Regions from separate parts of the Homo sapiens genome. Here region 1 is linked to region 2. A link is an interaction called in ENCODE POLR2A ChIA-PET data of the cell type or tissue named here. Cell type or tissue: GM12878. All regions are shown on one strand. Links, peaks and the distances in the headings refer to the core of each region. The heading gives the core; the rest is flanking DNA.

Region 1 (2,919 bases), core at 103-2,602, 170 kb after region 2:
TAATAGTGCTACTCCACTGAACACATAAATGATATGAAAGCAAGACAGACTTATTGCTGATAATACAGAGTTTTACTGGTCTGGATTAGATCAAACTGTATTCCCTTAAGTCAAAGCTTAATCCAGAGCAATGCCCTAACTCTCTTCAATTATATGAAGGCTGAGAGAGGTGAGATGCAGAAGAAAAGTCTGAAGCTAGCCGTGGTTAGTTCATGAGCTTTAAGGAAAGAAGCCATCTTCTTAATATAATAGTACACAGTGAAGCAGCAAATGCTAATATAGAAGCTGCAGCACGTTATCCAGAAGATCTACATAAGATCATCGATGAAGGTGGCTACACTAAACCACAGATTTTCAATGCTGACAAAACAGCCTTACATTGGAAGATGCCGTCCAGGACATTCGTAGCTAGAGAAGTCAATGCCTGGCGTCAAAGCTTCAAACGACAAGCTGACTCTTGTTGGGGACTAATGCAGCTGGTGACTTTAGGATGAGGTCATTTACCATTCTCAAAATCCTAGAGCCCTTAGGAATTATGCTAAATCTACTCTGCCTATGCTCTGTAAATGAACAAAAAAGCCTGGATGATAGTACATCTGTTTATAGCATGGTTGACTGAATATTTTAAGCCCATTGCTCAGAAAAAAGATTCCTTTCAAATTATTACTGCAACAATGCCAAGAGCTCTGATGCAGATGTACAAGGAGATTGACACTGTTTTCATGCCTGCTAATAGAACATCCCTTCTGCACCCCATGGATCAAGGAGTAATTTTTATTTTCAAGTCTTATTATTTAAGAAATACATTTTGTAAGGCTACAGCTACCACAGATAGTGAAGACGCTGATGGATCTGGGCAAAGTAAATTAAAAAACTTTCTGGAAAGAATTCACCATTCTAGACACCATTAAGAACATTTGTGACTCATGGGAGGATGTCAAAGTATCAACATTAACGTGAGTTTGGAAGAAGCCAATTCCAACCCTTATGGATGACTCTGAGAGGCAAGACTTCAGAGGGGGAAGAAACTGCAACTATGGTGGGAGTAGCAAGAGAACTAGAAGTGGGGCCTGAAGATGTGACTGAATGGCTGCAATCTTATGATAAAGCTTGAACAGATGAGGAGATGCTTCTTATGGATGAGCAAACAAAGTGGTTTCTTGAGATAGAATCTGCTCCTGGTTGAAGATGCTGTGAACACTGTCGAAATGATAAAAAAGAATATTACATAATCTTGGTTGATAAAAAAGTGGTAAGGTTTGAGATGACTGACTAATTTTGAAAGAAGTTCTGTGGGTAAACGGCTAAAAACAACATCTCATGCTACAGAGAAGTCTTTCACAAAAGGAAGAGTCAATCAATGCAGCAAACTTCACTGTTGTCTGATTTTAAGAAATTATCAGTCACCACCACCTTCAGCAACCACCACCTTGATCAGTCATCAGCCATTAACGTGGAGGCAAGACCCTCCACCAGCAAAGATTATGACTTGCTGAAGATTCAGATAACTGTTAACATTTTTAAAGCAATAAAATATTTTAAAATTAAGGTTATGTACTTTTTTTCCAAGACAAAATGTCATTGTACACTTAGTAGACCACAGTATAGTGTAAACATAACTTTTATATGCACTGGGAAACCACAAAATTCCTATGACTTGCTTTGCTGCAATATTCCCTTCATTGTGGTGGTCTGGAACAGAACCTGCAACATCTCTGAGGTATGCCTATATATTGCAGATATCTACTCCCAGACAGTTACTTAAATTTTTACTTTAAGACATAAAGATGTTTTACAGTTTGATATACTCAAATTCATCAGTCTTTTCCTTCTTATGTTGCTTAAGAAATCCTCAACCTCCTTGATAACAGAGAAAAGTTCCCTTAAAATTGAATATTTTCTGGCATTTTCACTATTTTCTATTACTTATTTAACAAACCTTAATTTGCCACCAACTGCTTCAATTCCACGGGTTATCTTGAAAGATGAAGCTCCTTTTGTCGTCTTGAAAAAGAAAGAATGATTATCTTTGTAGCTTTTCAATGCCAAGTTTGCCAAACATCACACTATATCAAAATCTGTTGTGAGCAGATTTAAAAAGAATTTTACTAAATTCCTGCATCCTTTTTAGTTAAGAATTATAAAACAAGGCTCAACAAAAAGCTTAAGTATACATTTTTACATTAAGTACATTCATGTAAAATTTCCACTGTCAAATACAAGCTTACTGGATTCATTAGTCTATTCTGAAAGAGACTTGTATATGGGAAAAAAAGAGTTAATTTTCTTTCAATTTGCGGCACTTCCTGTTAAAAATTTGTTTACTGATTTCTTATGCTCTAACATCAACATTCATATGGATACTAATTTAGTGCTTCTCTGTGGCAAATATCTTGTGGTTTCTCATTTTACATTAGGGGACAGTACTGGGTTTAACAGTGTTCCCCCCCAAATTTATGTCCAGCCAGAATATTTGCATGTTACTTTATTTGGTAATAAGGTCTCTGCAGATTTAAGTACTTAAGATGACATCATATTGAATTATAGTGGGCACTAAATCTAATGTAACTGGTATCCTTATCAGGAGGAAATGTGGACACAGACAGAAGGAAGGCCATGTGACAACAAAGGCAGAGACTGCAGTGATGCAGTTGCAGGTCAAGGAACATGAAGGGTTGTGGGCAACTGCTGGAAGCTAGGAACAGGCAGGGGAGGATTTGTGCCTTCCTAGAACCTTTAGAGGGATCACAGCCCTGCTGATATCTTGGCTTGGCTTAGACACCTTGACTTGGACTTCTAGCCTCTAGAACTGTAACAGGATAAACTTATTTGGTTTAAGCTACCCAGTCCGTGGTAATTTGTTATGGCAGGTCAAGGAATCAAAATATAAAGACATTGATCTTAGTTTTTCTTTTTCAC
Region 2 (2,919 bases), core at 228-2,727:
ATGGTTGTTATTTTAAGCCACCCAGTTTGTGGCAGTTATGGTAGCCCCAGGAAATGAATACAAAAGGCAGTGCAGTCATTGGCCCATGCCCAGGGCATACCTTTTGGGAGTAGTTGAGAGCCTTTTCCATCTCAGACATGATGGAGTTGATGTCATCGCTCTCATAAATGCCTGGAAACAAAGCACATCGTGAGCAAGGTGAGACAGGGTGTGGATCCTGGCAAGCGTCCCCATCATCTGGATACTAGAAAGCCACCTGGAGGTGACTTGAGGGCTGGGAATGGTGGCTTACTCCTGTAATCCCAGCATTTGGGAGGCTGAGGAGGGAGGATTGCTTGAGGTTGGGAGTTCAACACCAGCCTGGGCAATATAGTGAGACCCCTTCTCTATAAAAAAAAATTTAAAAAATTAACTGGGCGTGGTGGTGGACACCTGTAGTCCCAGCTGCTCAGGAGGCTGGGGTGGGAGGATTGCTTGAATCCAGGAGGTTGAGGCTGCAGTGAAGTATGATGGCACCACTGCACTCCAGCCTGGGTGACAGAGGGAGACCCCGTCTCTAAAAAAAATGTTGCTTTTTGTACCATGTACAACTATCTTGCCAACCATGTGCTGTGAACACACCACCCTTTGAAAAACAATCTAAGGGATGTTCAGGGTGCCTTCTAGCTCTGACATTCTATGACATTCTAAATTATATATTTTTTAATTTTTAATTTTTTTGTAAAGGCAGAATCTTGCTATGTTGCCCAGGATGGTCTTGAACTGGATTCAAGCAATCCGCTCGCCTCAACTTTCCAAAGTGCTGAGATTACAGGTGTGAGCCACCACCTGACTCATAATATACTTTTAGAGTTTTACTTCTTCTTCTTCTTTTTTTTTTTTTTTTTTTGAGACAGAGTTTTGCTCTGTCACCCAGGCTGGAGTGTAGTGGTGTGATCTCTGCTCACTGCAACCTCCGCTTCCTGGGTTCAAGCGATTTTCTTGTACCTCAGCCTCCCGAGTAGCTGGGACTACAGGTATGTGCCATCACACCCGGCTAATTTTTTTGTATTTTTAATAGAGTTTCACCATGTTGGCCAGGCTGTTCTCAAAGTCCTGATCTCAAGCGATCTGACCACGTTGGCCTCTCAAACTGCTGGGATTGTGGGTATGAGCCACTGTTCCTGGCCTACTTCTTTTAAGTTAAAAAAATTGCAGTAAAATATACATAACATCAAACTTACTATTTCAATCACTTAAAATTGTACAATTCAGTGGCATTAAGTGCATTCACATTGTTGTTCAACCATCACTGCTATCTATCTTCAGAGGAACAGTTTTACATTTTAAAATGTGATTTTCACAAGCTGCTTTTCTGGAATACATCTGTGGTCTAAGGGAGCTATGCTGGTGCTGAGACAACTGTTTGGAATGAGCTGAAGGGATGAGGAAACAGTCATGTACCTGTGTCTCCAAACCAGTGGAAGCGGCCACCTGCAGCCCGGGTGACCTCCTTGTAGGCGGCGGCTGTGTCAGTGTGACTGGCATAGCGGGCAGGGGGTGTGGTGTCCATCTTTGGCTCGCCCACGTAGAAGAGACACACGTTCAGCTGGAGGTCGCAGCCGCCACAGGCCTCAGCCATGTAGGCACTGAGTGTAGGCTGGTGGGGAAGAGAAGGTAGGAGGGGCCAGCAGCTGAGGGCCTTGAAGCTGTGGGGCTCTGGGCAGCCCAGCCTGGCCATGTTTCTCCAGGGCCTTCTCTGTGCCTGGTCCAGTCCTTGGCACAAGGATGGAAAGAGATGAGGCTGGGTTGCAGTTTCTCTCAATATTTTAACAGAGTGTGGTTGGGGAGCTGGACCTGAGAGCCTCCTGATACCAGGCATGTTCTAGACCAGTAGCATCCACATCCCCTGGAAGCCTGCCAGAAATGCAGACTCCCAGGCTCCACCCCAGACCTACTGAACCAGGATCTGCACTATGTAGGTATGTATGTATGTATGTATGTATTTTAAAGAGACAGGGTCTCGCTCTGTTGCCTAGGCTGGAGTGCAGGGTCATAAACATAGCTTGCTGCAGCTTTGACCTGCTGGGCTCAAGCAATCCTTCTGCCTCAGCCTCCTAAGTAGCTGTGACTACAGGCACATGTCACCACACCTGGTTAATTTTTTTTTTTTTTTTGAGATGGAGTTTCGCTTTTGTCGCCCAGGCTGGAGTGCAATGGTGTGATCTCAGCTCACCGCAACCTCCCCCTCCAGGTTCAAGCGATTCTCCTGCCTCAGCCTCCCGAGTAGCTGGGATTACAGGAATGTGCCACCACGCCCAGCTAATTTTGTATTTTTAGTAGAGATGGAGTTTCTCCATGTTGGTCAAGGTGGCCTCAAACTCCCGACCTCAGGTGATCTGCCTGCCTCAGCCTCCCAAAGTGCTGGGATTACATGCATGAGCCACTGTGCCTGGCTACATCTGGTTAATTTTTTAAATTTTATTTTTGTAGAGATGGGGTCTTGTTGCTATGTTGTCCAGGCTGGTCTCGAGCACCTGGGCTCAAGAGATCCTCCCACCCCAGCCTCCTGAGTAGCTGGGAGTACAGGCATGTGCCACCATGGCAGGTTATTTTAAAAATTTTTACAGAAATGTGGTCTCACTATATTGCCCAGGCTGGTCTCCAGGGCCTGCATTTTAACAGCATCCTTAGGTGCTTGTCTATACATTAAAGTTTGAGAAGCACTGGTTTAGAAATCATGCTGCAGAAACCTTGGCAAGGTATCCACCTGGGGGAAGACGGATGAGGTCGCAAAGGATAATGGACACCCAGGACGTGGCCTACCCACCATGTCCTGGTCGGGGATGCCCCCAGTGAAGAGGTAGATTCCCTGCGATTGGTGTTTGTCTTTGTCCTTGAAGTCTACTTCCACAGCCTTCCGCAGGGCGCTGAGAACGT

Evidence for each region. ChIA-PET counts read pairs that join two places held together with the same protein. Peaks named below come from ENCODE experiments on the same cell type or tissue, not always from the same donor. Only the 100,000 strongest peaks of a DNase experiment are listed, where the experiment ranks them.
Region 1: POLR2A ChIA-PET joins it to region 2 with 6 read pairs; 2 of 35 experiments call an interaction of 5 or more read pairs at or near these places.

Annotation. Positions count from the first base shown.
Region 1 is chr16:21,957,620-21,960,538 of GRCh38, reverse strand. It overlaps UQCRC2 (ubiquinol-cytochrome c reductase core protein 2), which reads right to left. Exons shown (of 14, transcript NM_003366.4): 4 at 1,940-2,004. It also overlaps a transcript of PDZD9 not described here. Among named protein-coding and RNA genes, the nearest start is that of UQCRC2, 5.7 kb to the right of the region's middle. In GM12878, for the core only: no CTCF peak of the experiment used is centred there; no DNase peak of the experiment used is centred there; H3K4me3 peaks cover 316 bases; H3K27ac peaks cover 1,340 bases.
Region 2 is chr16:22,131,620-22,134,538 of GRCh38, reverse strand. It overlaps VWA3A (von Willebrand factor A domain containing 3A), which reads right to left. Exons shown (of 34, transcript NM_173615.5): 19 at 2,810-2,919; 20 at 1,444-1,639; 21 at 101-171. Among named protein-coding and RNA genes, the nearest start is that of SDR42E2, 29 kb to the left of the region's middle. In GM12878, for the core only: no CTCF peak of the experiment used is centred there; no DNase peak of the experiment used is centred there.